Regions from separate parts of the Homo sapiens genome. Here region 1 is linked to region 2. Evidence: chromatin contacts called from ENCODE Hi-C or POLR2A ChIA-PET data. All regions are on one chromosome and are shown on one strand. The core of a region is the stretch at or near the end of the contact, and the rest is flanking DNA. Distances in the headings are between cores, read along the strand shown. Region 1 holds the start of DDX42 (DEAD-box helicase 42). Region 2 overlaps TANC2 (tetratricopeptide repeat, ankyrin repeat and coiled-coil containing 2).

Evidence for each region. A loop is a pair of places that touch in the nucleus more often than their neighbours do. ChIA-PET counts read pairs that join two places held with the same protein, here RNA polymerase II (POLR2A). Pooled maps may share reads with other maps.
Region 1: a loop to region 2 is called in a map of heart left ventricle, with 4 times the contacts of the local background. The contact joins the promoter of DDX42 here to the enhancer-like site in region 2. A Hi-C loop is called at or near these places in 4 of 168 maps with a recorded cell type or tissue (HepG2, PC-3, heart left ventricle and 1 more), 3 of 37 single-sample maps with no recorded cell type and 12 of 50 pooled maps. POLR2A ChIA-PET finds 5 or more read pairs at or near these places in 7 of 52 experiments (CD4-positive, alpha-beta T cell, HEK293T, HepG2 and 4 more).

What each region holds. Positions count from the first base shown.
Region 1 is chr17:63,772,339-63,775,470 of GRCh38, forward strand. It overlaps DDX42 (DEAD-box helicase 42), which reads left to right and starts at 1,832. Exons shown (of 18, transcript NM_203499.3): 1 at 1,832-2,038. CCDC47 (coiled-coil domain containing 47) reads right to left here and starts at 1,259. Exons shown (of 13, transcript NM_020198.3): 1 at 1,074-1,259. RefSeq lists enhancers at 1,134-1,718, 1,431-1,740 and a silencer at 1,871-2,160.
Region 2 is chr17:63,418,725-63,422,128 of GRCh38, forward strand. It overlaps TANC2 (tetratricopeptide repeat, ankyrin repeat and coiled-coil containing 2), which reads left to right. Exons shown (of 28, transcript NM_001394998.1): 28 at 1,275-3,404. The coding sequence ends at 3,231. Among named protein-coding and RNA genes, the nearest start is that of CYB561, 26 kb to the right of the region's middle. Within about 2 kb of position 1,908, at least 2 of the 41 ENCODE cell types and tissues checked have a DNase peak (open chromatin) inside an H3K27ac peak, as active enhancers do.

The DNA.
Region 1 (3,132 bases), core at 582-3,081, 350 kb after region 2:
CGCCTCCCGGGTTCACGCCATTCTTCTGCCTCAGCCTCCCAAGTAGCTGGGACTACAGGCGCTCGCCACCACGCAGGGCTAATTTTTTGTATTTTTAGTAGAGACGGGGTTTCACTGTGTTAGCCAGGATGGTCTCGATCTCCTGACCTCGTGATCCACCCGTCTCGGCCTCCCAAAGTGCTGGGATTACAGACGTGGGCCACCGCGCCCAGCCTCCTTTTCAAATCCTACTCTTAAAACTTTTTTTTCATATAGAAGCAACTAAAAGTTAACACCGGAACAGTCAACTCGATTAACAGCCTGCCAAAAGATCCGATCATTTCAAATTGAATTTCCAATTAGAATATTCACACCATAGAAACACTTCTGAGATAACTCAGCACTATAATGGAGATCCTTCAAGGTTATTTAGGTTACAATCATCCAAGCCATTTTTACCTTGGTTTTCCCTCTTAGAAGTCTCCGCTGCACCTGTCAGTTCTCAAATGCACAAGTCCTTGCCAGACCACCCAGCCTCTATGACTCCTGAAGCAAGCAACACAGGACCAAGGAAAATTCACACAAGCGCTAACAAGTCTGGTTTGATTATTTTCTGCAAGCTCATCCAATAGTTCCTCAGCGACTGAGTCTAGACTTGAGGAAAGAGGACTGAGTGAGGCCATCATTCCTTGTTGTCATTTTAGATTAGGTCTTCCTGACAACGGCCAAAACGAGTATTCTGGAAATCATGCAGACTTTCCTCTGTCTCTTTATATGTGTTGGATACAAACACGTTTCATTTTAGAAACCTCCAGAAGAGACTGGCCACAGAGGTTTTTGCTTCTATTAAACCCCTTTGCCTAGTTTCTCCCCACCCAAGAGAATCAATACATCCTAATGTCATCCTCCGGCACACACTGTACATTTCCTCTAACTCTGCCCTTTTGGCTATCATTTGCTCACAGCTCCGTGGGAAAGTTCCCCCAAACCATTACAATTATCTCAACCGGACCGGGCTACAGGCCAAGCAACTCGGAGTCACCGCTCGGCCTGGCCCGGCCACGCCGACGAGCGCGTCCTGGCCCGCTCCTTACCTGTGGCCGAAGCCGAAACCCGGCCCAGCGCCCTGCGTCCGACACCCCTGCCCGGCCTGCCTCTCGGCCTGGCCGCCGCCTCCGCGATCGCAGCGGTTTTACTGCCCCGGATGCCTCTAGGACGCAGCCAGAACCGTAGCTCAGTCACGCCGCGCCTCTCTTCACGTAGCCTCCGCCGTCCGTTACGTAGAATGCGAGCGGCTCGTCAGCGCCTGCGCGCAGCCTGCGGGGCGGGACGCAACCCCGGGGAAAGCGCGAGACCTCCCTCTCTCCCGCCCGGCTGAGGCGAGGTGGGGCTTTTGGGAAAATTACATAATCCCCGCCCCTGGGCCGGAACTGCCCTCGCCTATCCCAATCCTCCTACCTAGGATTCCGTCAAGTTGACGTCACACGGAACCGGTGCTCCGGAAGCTAAAGGTGGCCATGCTGTGTGGGACCACGTGGCCAGAGGCAAGAGTGTCGCTCTAGTAGTATATGCAACAGTTTAAACTATAGGCATGTTCATGTAAATATGGTTTCTGTCCAACCCGTTTTCTCTTGGGATTTTTGGCTAGCCCCTTGACGCCACTTTTTCTTCATTCGCAGACCCACTTTCTAGATGGGTCATGAACACTGTCCACCCAACTGCAGTTTCCCGTCAGAGTATCTGAGGAGCCTGTGAGGCGTTCTGGAGCTTTAAGGTCAGGCGCCTTCCGGGAGCCGTAGCCCCGGCCCCGCCCTTCTGCCCGCGCGTTCCTCACTGCGCATGTCGCGTTTTTGTTCCCCTCCCCCCTTCAGCAACGGGCCGTGAGGCGGTGGCGGTGGTGGCGGTGGCGGCGGCGGTGGTGGTGGTGGCGGCGGCGGCGGCGAAGGGGGCGGAGAGGAAGGAGCGCGGCGGGACCGGGCCGGGACAGCGCGTACTTTGGGCTCCGGGATTCGCTCCGCGCCCGCGGTTGTAGCAGCTGCCGCTGCAGCCATAGCAGCAGGTTTGTGCGTGGGGTTTCTGGACGCAAGGCCGCCAGTCCTTGGGGGCACTGGAGGCAACTGCTGGGCCTAGCGAGGGCGGAGGAACCGCGGCCTCGCTTAACAAAGAGTCGGCAGAGCCTCGGGGCACCGGCGGCCGGGGTGCCGGGAAGGGGTGGGAGTGGGGGCTGAGGCCTCTAGGGTTCCTTCCTAGCCGCGTCGCCCTCCCACAGCTCCCGCTTCCCTCACAAGTCTTACCGAGGCCCAGTTGGCGGCTTTCCGGAGGCGGCGCCCCCTCGCCTAGGAAAAGGATTTGCAGGGTGCCCGGCTCCAGGGCAGGAATAGCGCGGGGAGAATTCTGACCCAAGGAGGCAGCGCTTGGGAGATGCAGGCCTCCGAATTTGGGGTCCTGAGAGGCAAAAGCTGCCAAATGAGAGGAGTGAAAAGATATAGGCGATGATCTTTGTGCAGCGTTGAGTAGGTCGATTATTAGCATCACTGTAGTCACACAAACTTTTTTGCGGCCTACTTGAGAGCGTATCTGATGTGAATAAATAATTTACATGGAATTGCAAACATATGCATCAAAAACAGGAGAAGCTGTCGAGAGTTTTGGGGAATTACATTCTCATCACTGAGAATTTCCCTCTTGCCCCCACTCCTATAGGCAGTTATCCAATTTCTTGTGGCTTCCCTGTGTTTTCTTTTTGTCAATGATGTTTCTATGTCTGTCCTCTCTCGTATACACACCCAGGACTTCCTCAAGCGCAGGGACTATGTCTTAAGGCGCTTTGCAGAGCCAAGCTCATTTCTGGCACATAAGAGGTGAGCAATGAGTGTTTCGTACAAAAATTAATGTTTATATTTTGACAGCTGGGAAAAGAAAATATATCTTCCTGTACCTGGAAGAAGCATTGTGTAGCCTAATGTGCAATTCGTTCATTCAAGGGGTATTTTTATTGGTGCCTATTCTCTAGCGCCGTTCTAGGTGATAGGGATAGGTGTTAGACCCCTGCCTTTGGGGAACTTAACTTTCTAGTAGCGGGAGGAGAGGCAAACAGATACATATATTATACTGAATGTTAGAAGATGATCAGTATCTTAGGGAAAAGAAAGC
Region 2 (3,404 bases), core at 658-3,157:
GGCGACTTAAAGAAATCACTTAAGCAGAGCACCCCACCCCCGCTTTAGAGGGAAAGTAGGATGGTTCACTTAACATCACAGGTTCCTCTTCCTTCTCCCATAGGCGTTTGAGGAATCCCGGATTAGTTAGTCTTCCCTCTGGGGCTCTCCTCAAGTCTGGTGGCATCAGACCCCCTTCCACCTAAACCATCACCCACCACACACACACAGAGTCAAGAGGTCCTTGCTGCCAGGATGGAGAGGACCCTCTAAGAGAACACCATTCCACATTCCTTGTGCCCATCTGCTTTAGTTTGGCCACTGGGCAGAAAAGCTCCCAGAATAACCTAGAACCTGCCATCAGTGATCTTTGTGTAACTTGTCACTGTCTCTTATGCCTCCTGCCCTCCTCCTCCCCAGCTGCATGGGAAAGAACTGCTTCAGGTTCACTGCTATGGCCAGGGGCACATGGTCCCGAAAATCACACCCAGCTTGAGGCTAGTGATGGTGGTGGCAGTGATCGCACTCTTACCTAGCTGGGGCAACGAAGTCCTCACAGAAATCTGACTGAAATTCTCCTTCCCTCTGGGTAGTTCCTTTTTCACAAGGTCAGTTGCCCCTGTCAGGTGATATTAGTAGAGAAGATGGGAATGTCTCTGACAGTTCATTTCTTCATTTGTAAATTAGAGTCTCCTTGGAGTCAGCTCAGCTCCAGCCCCGAGTGACCTAGTCAGCAAGCCTAATGCCTGCCCCACTTTGATAGAGCAAATGGAGACACAGCAATTCTGAGAGATGAGGGTTAGAAAGGGCAGAGGACAGGGTTCTTGCCTAGAGTAGAACAGGCCTGAAATTTGGAGCTAAAATATTGAGAATATAAAGAAAAATTTCTGCTGGATCAGCAAGATTTTTAAATATGTAGTTTTTTTTGTTCCTAAGCTACTTGACAGTGACCCTGTAAATGACAACCCCACCCAACTCTCATACTGCCTGGTGTGTGTTTGGGCACCAAAACAACTTCCCGAAGGGCCTGGCTGGACTGACAAAATGGGGCATTTCTCCACTATTCCCAGAGAGGCCAGAAGGAAGATGGAGGCCGAATGGGTTAGGGAATCATTCGGACTCTTCCAGAATGAGTCTTCCTGTTTCCTTCCCTATAAATCCAACTAAACCGAAATACCCCAGACTCCCACAGACGCCACCACAGCTCTCTGAGATAGTGACCATGTTCTCAGCTCTTGGTGATTTCTCTGGATTCAGAATAACTCCAGTTCCTGTGTTCACATTTTGTCAAGCAGACAGTTCGCAGCAGCCTTAGAGGACCTGAACGAGGCCATCAAGCTGTGTCCCAACAACCGTGAGATCCAGAGACTTCTGCTGAGAGTGGAAGAAGAGTGTAGACAGATGCAGCAGCCACAGCAGCCACCGCCGCCACCGCAGCCTCAGCAGCAGTTGCCGGAAGAAGCAGAACCTGAGCCACAGCATGAAGACATATACTCTGTACAGGATATATTCGAGGAGGAGTACCTGGAACAGGATGTTGAAAATGTTTCCATTGGCCTCCAGACAGAGGCCCGGCCCAGCCAGGGGCTCCCGGTCATCCAGAGCCCACCCTCCTCTCCCCCGCATCGGGACTCAGCCTACATCTCCAGCTCACCTCTTGGCTCTCATCAGGTTTTTGACTTCCGGTCCAGTAGTTCTGTAGGCTCTCCCACTAGACAGACCTATCAGTCCACCTCACCTGCCCTTTCTCCAACTCATCAGAACTCACATTACAGGCCTAGCCCACCACACACTTCCCCGGCTCATCAGGGAGGATCTTACCGTTTCAGCCCCCCTCCTGTGGGAGGACAGGGCAAAGAATACCCAAGCCCTCCCCCTTCCCCTCTCCGGAGAGGCCCTCAGTATCGGGCCAGCCCTCCAGCTGAAAGTATGAGTGTCTATAGATCCCAGTCTGGTTCACCCGTGCGCTATCAGCAGGAAACAAGCGTCAGTCAGCTTCCTGGCAGACCCAAATCTCCATTATCCAAAATGGCCCAGCGGCCCTACCAGATGCCTCAGCTCCCTGTGGCAGTTCCCCAGCAAGGGCTCAGGCTACAGCCTGCCAAGGCCCAGATTGTGAGAAGTAACCAGCCCAGCCCAGCCGTCCATTCAAGCACCGTCATCCCCACAGGAGCCTATGGCCAAGTAGCCCATTCAATGGCCAGTAAATACCAGTCTTCACAAGGAGACATAGGAGTCAGCCAGAGCCGGTTGGTTTATCAAGGGTCAATTGGGGGAATCGTAGGGGATGGAAGGCCGGTGCAGCATGTCCAAGCCAGCCTGAGTGCAGGCGCCATCTGTCAGCATGGAGGATTGACCAAAGAGGATCTTCCACAGCGACCTTCCTCAGCATACCGAGGTGGCGTGAGATACAGCCAGACACCACAGATCGGACGCAGCCAGTCAGCATCCTATTACCCAGTCTGTCACTCAAAACTAGATCTGGAGCGCTCCTCCAGCCAACTAGGTTCCCCTGATGTGTCGCATTTAATCAGAAGACCTATCAGTGTCAACCCTAACGAAATCAAACCGCACCCGCCAACTCCCAGGCCGTTGCTGCATTCCCAAAGTGTAGGCCTTCGCTTCTCTCCATCTAGCAATAGTATCTCCTCCACCTCCAACCTAACTCCGACCTTCCGGCCATCTTCTTCCATCCAGCAAATGGAGATCCCACTGAAACCTGCATATGAGAGGTCATGTGACGAGCTGTCGCCAGTGTCTCCAACTCAAGGAGGTTACCCCAGTGAGCCCACCCGATCCAGGACCACACCATTCATGGGGATCATAGATAAAACAGCACGGACTCAGCAGTACCCCCACCTCCACCAGCAGAATCGGACCTGGGCAGTGTCATCTGTGGACACCGTCCTCAGTCCCACGTCTCCAGGCAACCTGCCTCAGCCTGAGTCCTTCAGTCCACCATCATCCATCAGCAACATTGCCTTTTATAACAAAACCAACAATGCACAGAATGGCCATTTGCTGGAGGACGATTATTACAGCCCCCATGGGATGCTGGCTAACGGGTCTCGTGGAGACCTCTTGGAGCGAGTCAGCCAGGCCTCCTCCTATCCCGACGTGAAGGTAGCTCGGACTCTACCTGTGGCTCAGGCATACCAGGACAACCTGTACAGGCAGCTGTCCCGAGACTCTCGGCAAGGGCAGACATCCCCTATCAAACCAAAGAGACCGTTCGTGGAGTCTAATGTTTAAAAGACGTTTTGTTGGAGTGAGACCCATATGTTTTCACTGCACATTTTCAGGCTTGGTTTCCACATTCGAGGTAGTTCTCTGGCTTAATTTCTCATGTAGTTTCTGTGTGGTGTTCAGAGGTGGCAGCCCACATGCTGAAATCCTTTGCATGCAGCCGACTGGGAAGCGGCCTC